Regions from separate parts of the Homo sapiens genome. Here region 2 is linked to region 1. Evidence: chromatin loops called from intact Hi-C (ENCODE). Cell type or tissue: GM12878. All regions are shown on one strand. Region 1 overlaps LOC100506023 (a long non-coding RNA gene). Region 2 overlaps LOC100506023 (a long non-coding RNA gene).

Region 1 (2,500 bases):
CTGGTATCTCTTCCTCTTCTTACAAGGACACCAGATTAGGGCCCCACCTTCTATGACCTCATTTAACCGTTACCTTCTTGGAGGCCCTGTTTCCAAATACAGTCATACTGCAGGTTAAGTCAATAAATGAATTATTGGGGGACGCAATTCAATCTGTAACAAGTATTGTCTCAATATTGCAAACAAGAAACATGAGGTTAAAGTTCTTGTCCAAGATCTAGATAAAGCCTTGGCACTTTTCAGTCTGCTTATGGTTTTCAGTCTTTCTTATCAAATCTTGGAAATTCAAGCTTCAAAGTATGAAGTAGAAGAAAAGTATGGTGTATCATAGAGCAGTGAGAAATGAATGAACCTGAGATGAAGCCAGTGTGACTGTCTGCCAGTCAGCCCTGGAGCGAGGGGATGGAATAACCCAGATATATCCACTGGCTCCTCTCCAAGCTTCAGCCATGCCATGGCTGGCACATCACTGCCTCGTAGCAGCTTGGGTCCTGTGTTTGGGTCCTGACTCTCATATGACTTTGTGAGTGCTGGCAAAGACTCCCTCCTTGACCAAACTTTAGTCGGGTTCCCTGAAGCCTTCTTCTCAACTAGGCCTTGCCCTTGACCTGATGAGCCAAGTTTTAGCAATGAATCTTGTTAAGTCCATTTACTGAGATTCTCTCACCCTCAACATCCAATCAAGCTCCTCTTCCTCCACCTAATCAAGTTCCTGTTAGTAATTTTCCATCCACTCCCCCAGCGTGCTGATTGGCTGTAAATCCCCCCTTATCCCTGATGTATTTGGGTTTCAATCCTCTCACCTATTGCAATAATCTTGACCCTTACTGCAATAGCCTTGAATAAAGTGTTCGTTGCTGTTTTTCACAGATATCAGGATAATTTTTCTTTAACAGTTTATTAGGGGCAAGACCACGTCTCACATTTCTCCTTACATATCTCCCCAACACATAGTTGTGCCTCAGCTGGTGCACTGTCAAGAGGCAAGTGAGTGGGTGGGAGGATGGGTGACACCTGAAAGTCCCATGGCCTAGCTACAGAGAAAAGTCAAAGAGCACCTTGAAGCCTATGAAGAATGGACAGTGGGATGAGCCTTAGGAAAAGGAAGATAGAAGAGAATAAAGGGAAGAAAACAGAGGGTTCCTAGCAGCATGTCAGACTCAATCGGAACCACCCTTACACTATCAATTTGGGACACTCCAGGAGCAAAGGGCCCCAGTCTTGATGGCCTGAGGGCCCCAAGTCCAAGGGGCAGCACTTGGCAGAGGGACAAACACTGGATAATTATCCTGGCCCTGACTTTGGTGTTCTCAGCTCTGCGACGTTAGGCAAATCAGCTAACCTCTGTGACCCTCAGCCTTTCCATGCATGAAATGACAGTAACAATGGCTCCCTCACAGGTGCAAGTAAGAATGTAAGTGAAACAATTTGTTTTCTTTTTTAGTATGCTTGATATTTACTGAGAAGAATGCAAATGCTCTTTCTAACTGGTATTCAGGAGCTGGGTTGAGGGCCTGTTTTTGTTTGTCTGTTTTGTTCATAGTATTTTTGCCTAAATGTGCGTATCTGTGGGACTGATGAAATTATGAAAGAAAAATGACAGCTGTGCAAAACTGGTGCATGGAAGAAAAGGAATGTCATGATGTGGGACTGCCAGGTCCACCGGGCCTCTGCAGCAAACCGATGGGGCAGGGAGTAGGTTGGGAGCCAACCAGGCCAGAAGATTGGCTCCTTTGGGAGTTGGTGAGCTGTCCAAATCAATGCCCAGGGAGGTAGAGCCAACCCAGGCTCTCCTAGGTTGGTCCTTGTCTCTAAAGGCAGGGTCTGTCGGTGAGATGTGGTGGGTGGTGATAGTGTAGCTCTCTGGGCACATGTAGGCTAAGCAGTGGCAGCAGCTGGGCTGTGGGTGGTCTGCCCAATATGTCACAGATCTCTGGCCTACAGCTGGGGCTCAGAACATGGTCCAAATTTGCAAAGGAGACATCCTGGGCTGGCCTGAGTAGGCAGCAGCGTGGCTTAAAGCAAGTCCCCTGCCCAGAGGCAGGCAAATGGAGCATCTTCCTGAACAAAGACAAGCACTACAGAGGGATGACGGAGAGAACCAGAGGGCAGAGGAGAGGGAAGGGGACCAAAGGGGCACCTGTGGAGGGTGGGCAGTGGCAGCTTACAGGGCCCTCCCCAACAGGGCCCAAGGGTCTCCCAGCCCAGTAACAATATCTTCATTATCATCCTGGCCAAAACATTGCTTCCTTTCACTGAGGACATTATAAATGTTATTTTTTTATTTTTATTTATTTATTTATTTATTTATTTTTTGAGAGAGAGAGAGAAGATCTCACTCTGTTGCCCAGGCTGGAGTGCAGTGATGTCATTTTGGCTCACTGCAACCTCAGCCTCCTGAATTGCTGGGACCACAGATGTGCGCCAGCATGCCCGGCTAATTTTTGTATTTTTAGTAGAGACAGGGTTTCGCCATGTTGCCTAGGCTGATCTCAAACTC
Region 2 (2,500 bases), 120 kb before region 1:
ATGGGTAGGCAGGAAAAATAGGGCATGCTTCTTCTGACTATTTTTCTTCTGATCACCTTTAGCCATCGCCAATCATGCTTCCCCTATAGCAGAAGATTGTGCCTGACATGTTCTGGCAAGGAAAATGGTATGGATGGACAGATGTAATGGAGAAGCAAAATCACATGTAAGAACCCAACATCCAGCTTACCCTCAGCACAGCCTCTCAATAGGCCTTGGAGTCCCAGGTAGACAGTGCCCAGAAAAGCAGATATTACTACTTCCCTTCCTTCTCAGGAAACTGGAAGAAAGCCCACACATTATAAAGTTTAGTTCATCAGTGAATAAACATACACTGACAGTTCTGGGTTCCAGACTGGAGACATAATGATGAGCAAGAGAGTTTTTGTCCTCATGATGTCTAGTGGGAGAGAAAGATACAGAAAATACAGGGAAGAGTATAAGGTGCCATTGGAGTACAGAGAAAGGTAGCCAGCCTATCCTTAGGGAGACAGGGCAGACTTCCATGAGAAAAATGTTTTCATTATATTCATACACCATCTAATGATATGTTAGACCTTGTTTCCTTTAAGAAATCTTGGGGGGCAAGAAGGGAGAAGTTATCTGGCAACACACGAAAAAAAAAGATCACTGGTATGGCAGACAGACTTGTCACAGTCCAAGTAAAGTCAAGTTTCACAGTCATTGCTGTTTGCTTTATGGATAAAACAAATGTACTGTTGGCAAAGCCAGGGTTGAGTGCCGGATTCAATAGCCCATAAATCCTGAAGTAACAGAAAGCACAAAACAGACCTGGCCCCAATCTGCACTGCTGCTTTGTTGAAATTATCCTGGCCACTCATCAGCTCCCAGAGATGGAGGCCAAACCAGAAAAAGTAGGTGCTAGGAGCAAGGAATTGAAGTTGAAGGAGGAGTTCATCCATATCTGGCCCATGAGAGGAGGCTGCAGGAGAGAATACGAAATATGCAAGGCAGCCCACACTGGTTTCTTGACCAAAAGAGAGGGAAATAGATAAATGAATGAATGAATGAGAGGATGTATAGATGGGTTGTTGGAAGGAAGAATACAGTGAGGGGAGCAGAATATGCTACAGCAAACCTCTGGGGTAGAAGGGAAAGCTGGTCTCAATGTGGCCAACCAACTGGGAAATGCCTCTGGTTAGAAATCATTCAACTATGCCTCCTTGGAGTTGACCACATGACATTTATCTCCAGTTTTTTAAACCAAAACCAAGGCTGTATCATCAATGTTGAAAAAGCTGAGAATTCAAAGGCAACGTTTCCGATGCTGTGGGTAGAGTCTGGGGAAGTCCAGGCTAACTCTACCCTGACCTGAAGGCTGATCACTTACTTTCAGGACAGGGGCTGAGAGAGGACTGTCACGGGGAAAGATTAAAAATGAGACCAAAGCAACCACGACCACAACAAAAAGAGAGAGCAATAAAGAGAGACTTAGAAATGAACACCCACTTGCTTTCAGATGAAAAGCTTGAGTCAAAGTGGTGTTAAGGAGGTGACAGATCCTATATTATAGCCAAGAACCCCCAAAACTAAACAAATACAGTGGTTTTTCTTTCCTCTCAGTAATATGATTGCTGTTTACCTGGTGCAGGAAACAGGGTAAGAATGGGAGGAAGAGACATGCTCTAAGATGCATAATGGTTTAGTTAACATGTAATTCAGTCAGCTGATTTGTCTGTCTATTTTGTGTTTTGTTCTGTTTTCAATTTGCTTTAGTAGAGCTGGCCTGAGTTAGAGTGGTGAAGTAGGAAATGGTAGTCTTTGGTACCCAAGGAAAATTCCACCTTTCTTCCTCACCCCTTCTTTTTTGGAATCTCCTGCCTCATTCCCTCTGTTTGTATCATCCACACTTCACTCTGCACTACTCTCAAATTTCAGGGGCTCCTCATGCTAACTGAGGCTGTTTAGCCAGAGCAGGACTCCCACAGCTACAGCTTCTCTGAGCTCTTCTTTAGCAGCAGTGTACAAAAGGCCTTTACAAGCATTTTGTTTGTTACTGTGCACAACAACCCTGTGGAAGAGTCAGCCAAAATATCATCATCACTAATTTACAGATGAGGAAGTAAAATGACTTGTTCTATGGTAAGTGGCAGATTTTGGTAAGGACCCAGGTCTTTTAACTCAGAGATAAAAGAGTTTCAGAGTTCTTTTAAGCAAATCACACTGGATAAATGAAAGAGGATATATAAAATATAATTCATACAGAAATTTAGTAGCTATATAACAATGAGTACTTAACATGACACCTCTAAACTAATAACTATGAGTGATATATCCAGTTTGTTAACATTTTCCAATTATACATTTGAAATTAAAAGTACCAGTCACTTGAGAAATTGTTGGGATATGATGTCCTTTACCTAACAATAATTTTTAAATATTGTAGTGGATGCTGTGGTATGCCACTCAGTGCCAGATTCAACAGCCAGATTCAACAGCCCATAAATCCTGATGTCTAATCTGCATCCAGAATTGAAGC

What was found. Peaks named below come from ENCODE experiments on the same cell type or tissue, not always from the same donor. Only the 100,000 strongest peaks of a DNase experiment are listed, where the experiment ranks them.
Region 2: it touches region 1 in a loop (6-fold over the local background); 2 of 110 quality-filtered maps call a loop at or near these places.

What each region holds. Positions count from the first base shown.
Region 1 is chr1:173,414,323-173,416,822 of GRCh38, forward strand. All of the region lies in intron 2 of LOC100506023 (a long non-coding RNA gene), which reads right to left. It also overlaps a transcript of TNFSF4 not described here. Among named protein-coding and RNA genes, the nearest start is that of PRDX6-AS1, 46 kb to the right of the region's middle. RefSeq lists enhancers at 112-271, 332-381, 1,842-1,971, 2,002-2,051. In GM12878, no CTCF peak of the experiment used is centred here; a DNase peak (open chromatin) is centred at 1,389; H3K4me3 peaks cover 1,164 bases; H3K27ac peaks cover 2,404 bases.
Region 2 is chr1:173,296,703-173,299,202 of GRCh38, forward strand. The region is part of intron 2 of LOC100506023 (a long non-coding RNA gene); the gene reads right to left. It also overlaps a transcript of TNFSF4 not described here. Among named protein-coding and RNA genes, the nearest start is that of TNFSF4, 91 kb to the left of the region's middle. RefSeq lists an enhancer at 1,459-1,508. In GM12878, no CTCF peak of the experiment used is centred here; a DNase peak (open chromatin) is centred at 1,399; H3K4me3 peaks cover 553 bases; H3K27ac peaks cover 1,187 bases.